Regions from separate parts of the Mus musculus genome. Here region 1 is linked to region 2. The links are chromatin loops, found by intact Hi-C in ENCODE. Cell type or tissue: heart. All regions are shown on one strand. Links, peaks and the distances in the headings refer to the core of each region. The heading gives the core; the rest is flanking DNA.

What was found. Hi-C counts contacts between places; a loop is a spot of excess contacts. Peaks named below come from ENCODE experiments on the same cell type or tissue, not always from the same donor. Only the 100,000 strongest peaks of a DNase experiment are listed, where the experiment ranks them.
Region 1: a loop joins it to region 2, with 2.1 times the contacts of the local background. A loop is called at or near these places in 2 of 42 quality-filtered maps.

Annotation. Positions count from the first base shown.
Region 1 is chr17:7,173,109-7,181,315 of GRCm38, reverse strand. All of the region lies in intron 1 of Rps6ka2 (ribosomal protein S6 kinase, polypeptide 2), which reads right to left. Among named protein-coding and RNA genes, the nearest start is that of Rps6ka2, 7.1 kb to the right of the region's middle. In heart, for the core only: a CTCF peak has its summit at 4,596 (motif pointing left); a DNase peak (open chromatin) is centred at 4,715.
Region 2 is chr17:7,265,057-7,273,263 of GRCm38, reverse strand. It overlaps Rps6ka2 (ribosomal protein S6 kinase, polypeptide 2), which reads right to left. Exons shown (of 21, transcript NM_011299.4): 11 at 1,608-1,672. Among named protein-coding and RNA genes, the nearest start is that of Tcp10a, 56 kb to the left of the region's middle. RefSeq lists an enhancer at 3,296-4,771. In heart, for the core only: no CTCF peak of the experiment used is centred there; DNase peaks (open chromatin) are centred at 2,633 and 3,973; H3K27ac peaks cover 2,500 bases.

The sequences.
Region 1 (8,207 bases), core at 3,458-5,957, 93 kb after region 2:
ATGTCATAGCTTTTGGAGTCAAAATCTCTCAAAGACCCCCAGCTCCACACACCCAGGCACGCCCTCCCAGGCACGCTGGTCTTCAGGTGAGACAGATCACTCTAGGACTCCCTGTCAGGAATCCACAGAAGGTTTCCTTAAATGGCACGCCCAGCTTGTCCACCTGCCCTGCTTACATTTCTCCCTAGATCCTTTTGAGCGGGTGACGTTTCCTAAACACACCCGGCTGTTTTCTCTAACACTATGGAGCATAAAGGCTATGATGGTGGAGTCCTTGCCCCCCTGTTCACCCTGGAGGGAGACCTCAGTGAGACCTCTGCTCACACAGGACCACACGGATAGTAAATCAGATCCAGTGTTGTTTACAGACTGCAGCCCCCAGGGTACAGGAGACCCCTGGGACAGCTGTGCTGCCTGGTCACTTCTGGACAGGCTGAGCCTGCAGCTTCCACCTTTTAGGCCAACCCTGTCCAGACCTCGTTCACCTACACTGCTCTGCTTGAGTCACACCCACCTCCATCTTGCAAGGCACTAAGATGTGAAATCGGACTGACAGGTTCATCTGTTACCCATGGCCTGGGTGATAATCAGCACAGCATGCAGTGCTCTCTCTATAGAGCCAGAGGCCAGGGTCTCCTGATTGCCCTGCAGCTGGTAGCAGGGATATTCCCTCCTGAAGACTAGGAACATCCTCATGACTACACTCTTCCTCCACCACAGTAGCCCCAGCTCCTCCCCCAAAGTGGAGTCTCCCCTGTCTCCTTCTAGAGAGACACTGGGTATTACACAGAGAGTCCAGGATCATTTTCCTGTTCAAGATCCCGACCTAATTACACCTGTAAAATCATCTCTGACTGACACAATAACATCTATCAGTCCCAGGAACGAGGCTGTGACTATCTTTGGGAGCCAACCAATAACCACCTTGTGCACCCTCCAGGAATACACACTATCTGCCAAAGCCGTAACACTCTGAGCCCATGACATTGGCAAGGCCCCAGGGAATGCTGGAGAGGGGTGGGTAGCTCTACAGCTGGAGTGCACCTTGCATCCTGACCCCAACTTGTTCCTACTTTACTTCCTGCCATGGAAGTCCCAGCAGGAAATGGTGGCATTGTTCATTGTGGCTTTATTTCAGAACTTTGGTCAAACATGGCATCTCAGTGGGTCCACCTAACTGGGAAACAGGCATTCACCAGGGCCTGGACCTTGCTACCCTTTCATGTACACCATGGAGAGCATAGGCTCTTCCCTCTGGAGCCTGCTATTGGCTTGATGTGCAAATGTGTGATCCAGAGATTGCAAGAGGAGAGAGGAGCCGAGAGGAAGAGGATGTGTGACAAACAGAGAAGACAGAAAAGTACTGTGAGATTTCTGACGATACATCAGACATGCCGCCCCTGCTTCTTAGCTGAGACAAGAACTGGATGAAAGTCATGATGGACAGAAACACTGACCTATGAAGTTCATAAGTCACGCCCTTCCTGTCCAGATGTGCAGTGGGTGGGAGTGGGGTTATAAGATGTTGCTCACATACTCCTCTGCCTGAACGGGGAGGGACAATAGAGGACACTGGGTTTGAAGAAGGTGGGAGGAGGCTCCAGACGGAGACAACAAGTGCTTCCAGCTTCTTGCTCAGCTGTATCCCCTCCTGGATGATCACCAGGACCCACCAAAGTGCCCTGGGGAAGCCATGGCCTCCGGAGAGCCATGGCCAGTCGTGAGCAGGTGCTCCATCTGCAGCGGAGATGGCACTGAACCCCCTACTCTGCTAGCTTCTGACCTCCAACGCCAGCCTGAATGGCTTTTTGACACTTTCTGAAGGGCAAATGGAAGATGTCCACTGTACTGGGAAGACCCAGTGTGTACCCAGGCAGCCCACACTACACTCTACATGCAGTCCTTCCCACATGACCTAATGATGATCTTAAATGATGAGGCTTTACAATGACCAGCCACAGAAGGGTGCCATCAAGCAAGACACGTATCCTGTATCTCATATGTGCATGGCACCACTGCTGTGGTGTGTGAGTTTAGAATCCGTGGTTAGAAGGAAGTGACGGAGTTTGACCATAGCCTACTCTCCCGCCTCACTAGCCCTTACGAGGTACCCACCATGCCTGCTACACAGACAGCTTTGTTGTCTTCTGATAGATTCCTCAAAGGCAGCGAGTGCTATTTTAACAGTGGAAGGAACTGGAGCTCAGCTGCTATTGCTGGTGACCTTGATGAAGTCAAGTATCAAGTATTTCAGCAAGGACCCCAGAGGTGAAGTCTACACTCAAGTGGAGTGATCGGTCGCCAAAGTCAACTGGCATCCTTACTACTTGTGTCACAACACAGAAGGCCGACACAGATGTGGGGGATCACTGAGCATTGCCACCCAGGTCCCACCCAACTACTCAGCAGTAACACTCCTTTCCAAACTAGGACCATGCCAACCAAATCGCTTTCTGTCCAGAAGGCGTCTTCACACACCTGACGCAGCTCGTGGTGCCTCCTTGGCTGCTGCAAGGAGTACCTGGTACAGGCTGGATGCTGGAGACGCCCGCCAAGCTGAACAAGCCACCCCCACAATGGAGTCCTCATGACCATCTTAGAGGAAAGATGAATGGGTTAGACAGAGGGTAGCATCCCCTCCAGGCTGAGACAGGGACAGGGGTAACGGAGAAAAGTGAAAGTCATGGGTAGTGAGAGGTTGTGTTTGCTCACTGCAGACTGCTACCTCTTCTCCTCTCCCCCACATACACAAGGACCATGACAGGTTTGTTCTGAAGTACAACCCTTGCCAGGCACCATCAGGACCACAGTACCATACTATCAAAGGACAGAGCAAGATAGAGCATGCCAACCTCAAGTGAGACAGCTTTATCCACTTTCCTCTGGCGGTAGGTTCTGCAGTCCCTCCATTGAGTCACGCATGAACATTCCTGTGTTCTGCATCACCACATTTTACAAATAAATATAAGGCATGCTCAGCCTTGTGCTGATTCGGGGACTCCCTGAGATGAAGACCGAAGGTTAGCAACACCATTGCTGCCTTCAGTCCAGTAGCCCATCTCTCCCGGGTTCCACCGTGACAACTGACTAAATGGAATTCAAAAGCTAAAGGTGTTCTAAAAAATAAACATTTTCTTCTGGTTTTGTCTGTTTTTTTTTTTTTTTCCCTTCCAACTAGCTTCAAAGTCAACCAAGCAATGGAGAATCATTTACCAGCTACAAAGGTCCCTGCGCACCTCTGCAAGCCTGTTGTGAGTTACAGAGAGAGATACCTCATACCAGCTCTTCTGGGTTTCCTGCTCTGACAAGGAGCTTCTGGCTACCAGTGACCACATGAGCCTGAATGAGGGTCTGCTGGCTCCTGAGAGCATTCAGAGCCTACCTGTGGGCTCCTCTGTCCCTCCTGAACACTACACTCCATTATTCCATCCCACTTCCCTCACATGGGCTGTGCCAGGCAGCTTCCTAACAAGCAGCGCCCTTGTCTCTTTGTGCGTATAAAGACATTGATGCTCCACAAGATGCCTAGATGTCAACACCAACAGTAGGCTGTCCTCCATCCTTCATTCCCGAAAGGCCCTCGATCCTGTTCTCAAACACTCAGACTAGCCCCCGCCACAGCCATTCCCAAACAGAAGTCACTTCTCTTTCTATTATAATCTCAGCTACCCACTTACTAAGTGAAACACAAAGGCATAACCCATCCACGGGCAGGAGGAGGTGTCCTGCCCATCCCACGAAGCCCCATCTTGCAGTGGAGAACACTTGCCCATCACAGCAGGTTCCAGATTTTCACAGACAAGTGTCTAGCTAAAGCCAGAGTGAGGATGGAAACCCCAGAGGCACACAGACCTTCTGTGGGCTTCGGCTCTTTCCCAGTCCCAACCAGTAGTGACCTGCTTATTCCCCTACTTTGATGTCCTAATCTCCTGGATTTTCATCTTTTCTCCCCAGGAAGCTAGTGCATTTCTGCCAAGGCTTCACTCCTTGCCACCATCCCTCAGCTTGGACGCACGCACACATACATACATTCACACACACACACACACACACACACACACACACTGGGGGGGGGGGGCGGGGGCGGGGACACAGACAGACAGACAGAGATTATAGATGACAGATACAAATACTAAACCTCCTTCTTTTTGAGACAGAGTCATGCATCCCAGCCTGGAACTTTAGCTCTATGTAGCCAAGGATGAGCCTGAACTCCTGCCCCTACCTTCTGTGATTACAGTATGGGGATTACAGGCATGAGTTACACCTAGTTTTATGAGGTACAGACGGACAGGCTCAGGACCGTCTGGATGCTCTCTACCAAGTGAGCTGTATCACCAGCCCTAAACCCTCATCCTAAGGACACTGTAATCTAGGAAAGCCAGCTTTCTGGTGACAATATTAATCTGAGCCAAGTGTGTACCCAGAGTGGGATCGCAGAGGAAGCTGGCAAGAACTATATAATGCCAGCCCTGGACAGAGGGTCTGGCTATTATCTGGGTATAGCCCCACGGAATAGCCAATACAGATCTTCCCTAGTTGGCCTATGTCATGCATCTCTGCCCTCTGGAGGCCTGAGGTACCACCACTACAAAGCAGGCTGTCTTTTGCAGTTGAAGAGGCAGGTAATCCAAAGGATTAAGGAAGTGATCCAGCCAAAGGCAAGAAAACAGGAAGTGTGAGGTAGACAGGCAGCTAGCCAGGGAGATGTAGGCATGCTCCCAGCAGGCGTTCACAGGGACACAGCTGGCTCAGGGGTGCAGAACTTCCTCTACCACTGGAAGTGCAGCTGCTGACAGAGTCTGGGGACCTTTGCAAGCTGTGGCTGGGGATTAAGCAGGTCTCCATGACCAGAGTGATATTGTTGTTATGTCTTTTAGCAGACCTCAAGGAACTATGCAAATCGCCAGCTAAGCAAAGAAAGCATCCTTGCCTGCCTAGTAGCACACAAGTGCAGCTCTTCCACGGTTACCTGCTGAGCCCCGGGAGGAGGTTCCTCGTTTTATTGGCAGCCACATTACCATGGCTTCATCCTCACTGACTTAACAGAAAGCATAAACAGTGCCTTCCATATCTGAGCATCAGATACAGACACTGCATCCGTCTGCATCTGACCCAGGAGCTGAAAAGCTTACTTCTTAGCAATTTCCCCATGGTCAACTCAACAGTTTTAATAAGTGAAAAGGTGTCTACAAACAGAATGCCAAGAAAGAAACAACAAACCACAGCCCTATAACTAAGTAAGCACAGAACATTCTGGAGAACTCTTCAAGTCTTTTTTTTTTTTTGGGGGGGGGGGTGTCAAGACAGGGTTTCTCTGTGGAGCCCTGGCTGTCCTGGAACTCACTCAGTAGACCAGTCTGGCCTTGAACTCAGAAATCTGCCTGCCTCTGCCTCCCAAGTGCTGGGATTAAAGGCGTGCACCACCAGTGCCCGGCAAATTCTTCGAGCCTTGCTTATTCAACAGCACAGAATGTTGGCGGGGGGGGGGGGGGGTGTGGGGGGGTGGGGGGGAGTCATATTGATAATATATTATATAATATAAATTTATATAATTATAAGTATATTATGATATAAATATAAATAATATTTATTTTTCTATTTATATTTTATTTATAAGACATTATATAAAATAAATGTGTTTTATATTTATATGTGTACTATTAAATATATATTTTATTTATATTTTCTTCTGGCTAAACTAGATACCAACTCCACCTCCCATGAATAAACTCATCTTCAGCTTCCCCCACCTCAGAGGGGCACTCTCTCCACTGCAGCATTCAAAGGTCAGGACTGCAGCAGTAACACTGGTCACCTCCCACTTCTTCCTCTTGCAGCTTCCTCCCTGCAGCCAAGGCTATGGAAGCTGCCTCAGAGGGTGTCTTCCTCTCCTACCAAGTATACACCCACCATATCTGAGGAAGGAGCACCCATCTATCACATCTGATATAGAGAGAGAGACCTCCCAAGTAACTGGACATCAGGGATCAAGGTGTCCCGACTTTTATTTGATGTTCCCTTCGTTCTGTCTTCTACTTCCGAATGCATGAAAAAGGAACAAATAGTTGTACTGAGTGGCCTCAGTCACCCAGTGGCCTCCCCATGGTGACCCTGTGGTCTCACTGTGACCATGGAGACAGCCAAAGGAGAACTGGCAGAATCTCAAGAGTTTAGTTACATGTATTTTTGAGTAAGCAAAACTATTTTGATAAATTTCTTTGATGTAAAGAAAGAAAGTATGTGGGGGGGGGGGGAGAGCTACAAAGATAAGGTATATCCCAGACACAGTGAGCACTGGGAAAGAATTAGCTATAGTGTCTAGGAAATGCAGTAAAGGATAAATGGCCAAGTGACCTTTACCAATGTGACCACTCTGATTTGTGGCCTGCAGTTCTGTCTGTCTGTCTGTCAAAGCCTACTACAACAAGTATAACAGAATTTCCTAGGTATTCACTGTGAGTACTTGAAAATTATTTTAATTGGAAATTATTTTCCTGTAAACTATCTGAACTAGAAGAACTTACGCACTTCTCGATTGGTCACCAAGAATAAAAACTGTGTCTACCTACAGCTGGGGGCGTGGTTGACATTTGACCCTAGCTGCTTTCTTAACATCCGTGATTGGGACACCATGTTTTTCTTAAAAGGAGTTGAGCAACTAAGATCCAGTCTATGAACATAGACAACCTTTGGTTACCTTTGCCATGACAAATAAACCAGCAACTGATTAAAGTAAATCCCCCAAAACCATTGATCTAAGAAGTTCACATGACTCCCACCCCAAGAGCAGGCTTCTGTGGATTTCTTGGCCACTGTCTCTAGATACTAATTTCCTTTGAGGTAAAGGTCATAGTTTTATATGCTAATTGCTTAGCTCAGTACATGTTACCCATTCTAAGATTTTTTTTTCCTCAAACCTAAACAATGGAGCAAAGAAGTAAATGGAATCCTGCCACCCAACAGTTTATCACCACTGAAAATCCCCTTCTTACTCCTTATTTCTCACAGACTATCATTCGGTAGACATCTCAGTTTTGGATGAAATGGCTAAAATAACAGATCAGAGATCTCCCTGGTCTTGATAATACCAAGCGACAGGCTATTCCATCAGCAAGCTGACTCTGCGTATCAATACCTTTAGTCAACAGAGGAGATCTCACGTTTAGCAGATAACATCATTTTACATCAATTAAGGTAGCCTTTACTACCTCTGGAGAGAGCATAAACCAGGAGTATACACCTACGATGGATCGCACCTTTGGGGTCTCTGCTGGGGTTTCAGATGCCTTCCTCCTCAGCTCTGAGTGGAAAAATGGACACTGGAGCACCTCTGTGCTCTAACAGCCAGGACTAATCGACCCACGTGGGTGATGGATCCGCGGATAAGTGCAGCTGACTCATGGCAGGCACGGTGATAAGAGGAGCACTTACCCAAGCCAGGAGATGGAAACTCCATCTGAGTAAACATGGCCATCCTATCCTGTGGGCAGCTGACCTTCCCCCTGCCAGGCAGGAAGGGCACGGGAGCTTCTAGTTACCAGACAAGGCCTCTATCTCAGGGACAACACGAGCCACGCAGTCGATAAACACTGGTGATATGAAAGCCACTTGATAAACCCACGTACATCTTTATCAGTCTCATCCGCTAACAGTGACTGAGCAGTTTGATCATCCAGACTCTAGTTTGTCTTTCCGTATAGTCACTCACTAAGCCCAACAGCATCTATCATTTCTGTATTGTGGCCGAGAAAGAAGAGGCTTACAGAGGTTAATAGCCTCTCTAGTGAAAGGGGGAGTGTGAATCTAATTGAGTGCACATGTCAGATCCACTTAAAATTGTCTGGCTTCCAGAAAAGGTTTTCAAGAGAAAAAAAAAAAAAAAGAAATTAGGCTATGAAGCACATTCCAAAATATTTCGTAGAGTAATTACCTTTTTACAATGGCAACGGCTTCCTGTGTGCCTAAATGCATCAATGGCTACAAAGCCAGAAACTGCTAGAATTGATAACAGCAGTGCCCTGCTCCTACATGAGGGATAGTCTTTAGACCAACACAGGAGATGGGGCCTCCTTAGACTCCACTTCCTCATCTGTAGCTGGACCTTGGGATGAGGCAGTGGTAACACATCACTGCTGTGGCCTCAGGCCATGCCACAAAGGCTGCACATGGCCCCAGATTCAACAGTCTCTGGAACACATCTGCGC
Region 2 (8,207 bases), core at 2,557-5,056:
CTTCCATTTGCCGGCCCCACCGTCCTCTGCACCAGCTTCCCGGTCTATAATTAACTTGTAATTTTTCACTTAGCTAGGCAAGCAGCACGGGTGTTCAGAGGACAGACCTGGAGCTGGCACTAATGTGCTGGGAGCAGAGAACAAGCAGAAAGACGGGGTAAATCACAGGGAGCTACCACCCTCCACCTGCCTCAGCTAACACTGGTGACCCACACTCTGGCGGACGGTGTGCTCTATGCCCTCAGGTCATCAGATCCCCGAGAGACAGCTGGTGGATGACAGGTGTTTGCATCTAAAAAGTAGAAATATACGATGGTAGTTTTGGGGGTCACAGAAGGCAGCGGAAAGCAAAATAAATAAGCGACTGTTTTATCAGCTGCATCCTGAGGCTGCACCTGGATATGGGCAGGAAACTGATGCCGGCAAATGTCTTCTTCTCCTTTGTCACCCTTAAGTGCCCATGCTGCCAAGGGACACAGGAGGAGACCCTCTGGTGAAGAGAGTCCCTGAGAACATGGAACTTCTGTGGGTTTTCAGTGAGGTGAACTGCTCACATCACGAAGGTGTGTAGGACACACATGTCTACAGACTCCCGAATGCATGTGCATGCAGATGTGTGTAGTGGGGTCAGGTTAGTTGTGGCCCTGCCATGGACACAAAGGGGTGGCACCTGGACCACTTGTGTGGGAAAGGACAGCTGAAACAGAGGGATAGGACAGATCAGATCAGCAAGACCTCTGCATTGGCTACCAAGAACTTCAGAGCCTGAATACAGTTCTTTTGAAAACTGTTCACACCTACCTACCTTCCTTCCTTCCCTCCTCCCTTCCTTCCTTCCTCCCTCCCTCCCTCCCTCCCTCCCTCCCTCCCTTCCTTCCTCCCTCCCTCCCTCCCTCCCTTCTTTCCTTCCTTCCTTCCTTCCTTTCTTCCTCCCTCCCTCCCTTCCTTCCTTCCTTCCTTCCTTCCTTCCTTCCTTCCTTCCTTCCTTCCTTCCCTCCTCCCTCCCTCCCTCCCTCTCTTCCTTCCTTCCTTCCTTCCTTCCCTCCCTCCCTCCCTCCCTCCCTCCCTCCCTCCCTCCCTCCCTCCCTCCCTCCCCCTTCTCTTCCTGCTTGTCTTCTCCCTGCTTCTGTTTGCTCTGCACTGGATGCTCACACACTGCCGCTATGTCTGAACAGCCAACTCACGGTGCACCAGACAACACCCTGATGCATAGACATCTGTTTAAAAGCCCTCTAGGACAAATGTAAACTAATCCCACGTGTGAGGGCGTTGTATGACACAGCATGGATATCAGGAGACATGCCTTGGGAGAGGGGAGAGCCCAGGAGGCTGACAGGGGCAAGTCACCCCTGCAAGCCAGTTGCCTCAGCAGCAGCTCACATCAACAAGATGACAGATGCTGGTCAGGACTTTGGATGACGGGTGCTCACCAGTTTGCATCTCTCTGAGGAGACAGCTGTGTTGAGAATGTTCACACCCAGGTAGACAGCTGTGTTTGTCTCAGACTCTTAGGGCAGACAGAAGCCATGTGCACTAAGCAGCTGCCGTAGTCCCTCCGCCCCCTCCTTGCCCTGTGTGTACAGTGGAGGCCTCCACATGCGACTTACATTCCAGTCTATGGTGACAAAGAACGGGTGACGTTTAATTTCCTCCACTCCATCAACACCAGCACCTGTCACAACACAGTAGAGAAGAAATGTCAGTGAAGGTCCAAGGCCATGTGTCACCTCTGACTGCTGCTATTGCAGCTGTTTGATGCACACAGGAAAAGCTACAGGGAAAGTCCTGACTTGGTCTCTCTTTGAGAAGAAAATTGAACTTGCCCATGGCCTGAGAGCCCAAGAAGCCCCCGTTTGACTCCCAGGCCTGTGATATAGACATAGTCTGAAACAGAAGTGTGTAGCAAAGGGAAGGTCCAGACTGCCTGCTCCAGGTGTAGGAGGCCCGCATGGCCAAGAGAGAAGGAGCAGGTGGCTGTCATGGTCACAGGTCATGCTTACAACACCCATAACACAGCATCAGGCCAGCTTCCCAAGACGTGACAAGGCACAGCGGAGCCAGAAGGTTCTGAGTAGAACATCTGTCCAGGCTGCTGTACCAGTGACCATGGGAAGGAGAAGGAGATTGGATAGGATCGAGTTCTGGGACACGGAGCCTGGCCTGAGGTTCCATTACCACACCCAACGCTTGCACAACGGTCACTGTCACCCAGAGGCAGATTGTGGTTCTCTGATTTGTCCACTCACTGTGCCTACCTAACAGCTCCCCTTACTTTGTTTATATCCAAAGTTGTGTACTGCACAGGAGCATGGGTGGGCAGGAGATGGTGGTGTGTGTCGTGTGTCATGTGTGTCTGTCCCACAGTGACAGACCAGCCTGGAGTGAATGGTAAGTTCCAAGGGGAAACATGAATGTGTTAAGCAACTGGCAAACACACACATGCACCAAATGTGAACCGGAGATGGGTGGGGAGGGGCGAGAGGACTCACTGTTCACTCCTCCTTTAAACCTGAAGCGGCGCTGAATAAGGTCCGTTAATTGAAAGCAAAGTCCAGGAGCTAAGGCAGGCAAGGAGCCCAGGCTCTGAGGCCGTGAGTCAGGGACAGAGCTAGTCTCAGCCAGCTGGGAACTGGATCACAGGAGTCTCATCAGTTCCTGTCCCAAGGGTAGGAAGTGAATGTCCCCTTCCCCCAACGCTGCACCCCAACCTCCTCCTGGCTCGAAGGCCTAATGGTTCTGATCAAAATCAGATGGTCCTCTTGAGCCCACACCCAGTGCCTAGAGCCCTGGCGTGGGATGGGGATGCTCCTCCTTTGTGAAACAGCTCTGCTCAGGGCACGGTGAAGGTCACCACAAGGCTACCTTGAGATGCTGTGGTGACCTGTCCTAGCTGGAGTCTGGGGGGGGGGGGGGGCAGAGTCACATGTAGCCCATGGCATATGCTCTGACCTTTCTGGTCCTCTGCTTAGTCCACAGCAATGATGCGGACTACCTCTCACCTCTCAGGTAGCTTGGTCAGGCCTTTGCTTAGAAATATCTAATTAAGCCAATCACAGCAGCTTTTATTGACACACCAGTCTCAGTCTGTGTTGTTCCACCATTATGCCCAGATCTGATCCAGATCTTTCAGCTCAGACACCACCCCCCACCCCCCACCCCCTGCCCCCGGCCCCGGCAGAGGCTCCTTTGGATCAATGTGCCTATCTCCTTTGCTGCAGCCCAAATCACAGGACCAGAGTATGGGTTCCTGGCACGTAGTGTTCTTTCCCTGAGGGGGCATTCCAATGCTGCTGAAGTAACTGCCAGAGCCATTGACCCGACTTCCACAGCTGCCCTCCTGGACCACTGTCCCTGCACTCCTTTTGATGCAGCCCAGAACTCCAGATTGAGTACCCCAGATTCACAGCTCCCCTTGGTCCCGATGATGAATGCCACCCACTTTCCCAGGCCTTGGCATGCACGCTCTCCAGCGAGCATGCCTTGCCTCTGCTTGCAGAACCTCTGTATACCCATGGCTTGCAGTGCGGCCTGCAAGAATAAGGGAAACACGACAGAGAAGCTGGTGTTGGCTGTTGATGAATCCCCTCCGTTACAGTTCCCTGACCTCATCTTCATCTGCCCCAATTAGAATCGGACACTGTTTCAGTTTTGCAGTCTCAGCAAAAAGGGCTGATGTTCTGATTGTCGCTCAGAAATCCTATGCATTGTCTGCAGCCAGGTCCTTAAAATGTTGTTGTGGTGACCTTTAGAGAACAAACTTGGTCATTATTCTTCACACAGGTCTTATCGTCTCCTGACGTATTTTATAATAGATAGCAATGGATTTGGCTCTGCTTTTATCTACACTGAACACACTTGACAAATAACAGGGGGCAGAGTTCCGGGAGAGGAGGCTGGGGATGTGTTTGTGCTGATGTGAGAGCCAGAGCTGCTACGTTACAGGATCTCCATCCACCAAACACTACTCAAGCCTCCCCCGTTCCAGGAGGATGCCTGCAACTCATCTCCTGTCACAGGCACTGACAGGACCCTGGAGTCAGACAGAGACAGGCAGAATGGAGTGCCTTGTGTCTCTCTTTAGGCTCCATTATTCTGCAGCAAGTTTCCCAGGCAGTGACAGAGGACGGAGGGCCCCCGCCACACCTCGCCATGCACATTCTAATCACTGTGGGCACTTTTCACATGGAACAGCTTGAATCGTGCTTCTCTGGACCTGCATTTCTATACTTGATAAAGGCATGAGGCTAATCAAGATCCATGCTATCCTGGGGAAGGATTCCTTCTATTTCCCATGTCTAGCCAGGCCTTCTCTGCACTCGAACACCCTCCTCTGATGTGCCCATTTCATCGGGACTTCCAAACCCAGCAAACTATTCACAAGAGGTTCTGACCTGCTAAAAAGATTTTCACTGCCTTTAATCTTACTTTTGAAAATAGTTAACGCGTAGATCCTCCGTAAGGTTTATACTCACTGTCCTTTCAGAATTGCACGGGATACACCCGTGATCCTCCCGGTAACACTCAGAATTCTCTCTGCTGGTGGCTTGCCTCCCTTACCTGCCCTGACTGGCAAACCATCTGAATCTAAGCTGGGACTACTGAGAGAACTGTCCAGGACGAGACAGAAATATGAGCTCGCTTTTGTATTTGTTAGCCACTAATATGGTTGTAGCACATCATTTCTTTAAAGTGTTTTCTGTCCATTTAAATCTCACCCATATTATATAAACAACCTTTGCATGACATAACTGTGTCATGCAGAACTGCTGGGTTGTGTGGTGGTGGTGGTGGTGGTGGTGGTGGTGGTGGTGGTGGTGGTGGTGGTGGTGTGTGTATCCTATCATAATATAGCCCTAGGGCTTCTTGAGTTCTTGAGGGATCCCTAGGGCTGGTTCTGAGCTAAGCCCAAGCCCCTGACTTGGAAATAGCTCTCATTTACAGATGCCAGGACGGTAATCTCCCATAACCTCTGCTATGGATAGAAGGGTCCTTGATCCTTAGTCTAGACCAGTTCAGCCATACAGGTATGAGGAACTGTCCCGCCAAGGCTGTTGTGCTCTCTGCCCCACAGGACCTCTGTTACCCATCCAGAGGACCTGACAGAGTCAGCTAAGGGTTCAGGGCCTTGGTATGCCCAGCACTACAGAAGGCACTCAGCACTCATACCCAACACTTAAGTATGACTGTAAGTGGCAGATGGAGGCTTCCATGTGGGAAGAGAGGTGTGTGGTACAGAATGACTCAGTCAGCAAAGGAAAAGGCTTGGAGGTGGAGGTGGTTCAGGCCTGGGACAGCTCAGGATGCAGAAGGGCAACATGGAGAGATGGCTGCTCTAAGACATTCCTGTAAACCACAGCACCTCCTCACACCCCCCTCCCCCCAGGCCCATTACAATCAATCTATTCGACACAGGGCAGTGTGTCCTGCATGTCAGGTGCTGTTATGCCCCTGTGAGACACCGGATGACTCTGGGGTACACAGTTATCCTGAGTTCACAGATTAGCAAGGACGCACAGGCTCTAGGTTAAACAGCAAGTGAGCATGGACCAGGCAGGGGTCACAGCGAAACAGTTGCTCCCTCTCCCCTGTACCTTGGCAGCAAGGCATATGTATGCACCTCAGAGCTGTGTCTTCTGTATGCCACCCCACAATTCCTGATAACAAGGACCATCTGTCAGATTTGGGAAGACCTCTAAGGCCAGCGTATGAATGAGGGGCTCAAATGGGACCCTTCTAAGATCATGTTCCGTGCCAGGAAAGCTGGAAGATTGCCCTGTGCCATATGCAACATAGTGGGGCTCAGAAAATGAACCCCAAAGCAAATCCCTGGATGACAGAGTCCCCCTCCCCCCTCCAACCCATCTCACCAGCTTTCTCTGGAGCAAGTGAGACACTAACATTTCTTCTCTCCACAGAGTGCAGAGAAGCCAGGACCCCTTGTTTCCAAAGGCAGCAGACAGGCCTATGGGTACCACCACTCTTGCCCACCTCTCCAAGCAGGATCGGGGCACAGATTCTGACCTCTCATATGGTGGTCAAGATACGGGGTCCTGAGAGTGGAGTGCAGGCTGGGTGGGTGGGGTCTGTAGCAGGCCTTGCAAAGCCCCTGGGTTTCCCCCCACCGTCTTGTTCTCTGTCTCAGCCCCATTTTGTGGTCTGTGCTGTTTCATCAAACCCTGACAACCCTTGTGCTGAGTACAAGTGCGACAACCCCCCCCGCCCGGCTCACCTATCTGTTAAAGAGAGCTAGTGTGGCCCTGAGGGTGGGGAAAAGTGAACTTCTTACGGTCCCCTGCCATGTATCTCTAAATATTGAATTTTTCCCTTCAAAACAGCTCCCCACCTAAACAAAACAAAACAAAACAACAACAACAAAAAAAAAAACCCCAAAACCTCTTAGAATCATAAAATTAATGTGCTTACTGTTTAAGGAGCCAGACAGCAGAGCACAAGGTGGAGGGATGCCCCTCTCCTGCCCAGCTAGCAGATGAGAACATCTGTGTTCGCCTTTGGGCATCTGTCTCTCTCCTACCCTGGCTTCTACTGAAGACAGGCCATCCTGGGCTGTTGTGGGCAGTGTGCTTAGCCCCTTCCCCTTTATGCTGAAGCATGTGGCCATATGTCACAGGCTCGGCCTCACTCTGCTGTGGCTGGGTGCTGCCCACAGGAGCGGTCCAGCTAGCTCGTGTGCACAGAAACCTTCCTGGGGACCTTCCTGGGGACACTGGACTAAGCTCGTGGGCTTTCGCTATTCAGCCAGGATTATTGCGGGATGAATTCAGGCCAGCATCCCAGGGTGCCATCAGTTCACGGAGACCCTGCCAAGGTTGGAGGTCACCGCATCTCTAACCTCATCCGAATCTGTGAGGTATGAAAGAACCAGAGCTTTTTGTTTTATCCCAACACGCAAAAAAGGGAAACAAGCTTGAAGACATTCTCAGGAAGCAAGAAGTCTGTGATCACAACCGCCTCTCGAGACAGGAAGTCTGGTAAAGGACTGAAGCCCTTGCTGGATGCCTCTGGAGCCGATAAATACAATCTCAAAATAAACACAAATCTGTTAAGACTAGAATTTTATGTAATTATCTCTCTTCTACTGTTTTTCGAAACCTTCCTATCTTTTATGCACATTGGCTGTGCAGAATGAAGAGTGTATAAAGGAAAACAAATAAATTGAGATTCTCATAACAATTCAGCAAGTTCAATTGCAGAGAGCGTCCAGGAGCCTCTGCACAGGGAGAGAGAAAAGAGACAGCCTTCACATAAGTAAATTCCATTGGACAGCATCCAGGTGTGAATTAAAGACAGTTTCCTTGCAAATCTGGCAGATCCCCAAGGATTCAACACAAGGCCAGCCTCGGAGAGCATTTCCAAGTCTGTCCCTGTGGACTGGAGCCACCACGGACAATGCTCCGCTGCTGCACCGTTAATAAAAGCCCCAACGCTTGGCTCCAACTTTGGGCTCTGAATGGGTTACTGTCACCTGACTTTGCTCTGGAATGCCAAAGCCCCCTTGGAAGCCGCTGTCAGACCTCACCATATTTTTTTTTTTTTAAACAGTAGAGGCCGTGCCTGAAGCACTGTGGTAGTCAGGGAGAACCTGTCCCTCCTCTGAGGTTTCCAACATGGAGTTCTTGTATTTCCCTGATGTCCTAAAAGGCAAGTGTTTATGAAAAAGCCAGATATAACAGGTTCCTCAAACCTCACGGTCGGAGGGAGGACGGCAGGAACGAGTGGAATGTGATGATGGGTTCCACAGGTGCAATGAGGACCCTGGATGCCTCCCTGACAGGAAGGGTATGCAAAGCTGTGGGCTTGGGAGGTCATGAGAGACCTCAGGGACTGACCAGCTGGGTCCTTGACCAGCTGGGAGAAGAGCTGACCTCCCACAGTCATTTAGCTAGACATGGCCAGGTCAGGTCCAATACTCAGTTAGGGAAGGACACAGAGGCTCATCTGTGCCTTTGCTTCCCACTGTCTGTGGCCCATTTAACGAGGAACTCCACACCTCTATGAGAGGCAAGCAACAGGCTCAAATATGGGGTTTGTTTTGTTTTGTTTTTGCAGCCAAAAGCAATTATCGTGGCTGCTTCCCTGGTTTTGGTTTTGGTTGAGTTTGTTGTTGTTGTTGTTTGCTGTTTTCCAAGACAGGATTTCTCTGTGTAGCCTTGACTGTTTTTGAACTCACTCCATAAATCAGGCTGGCT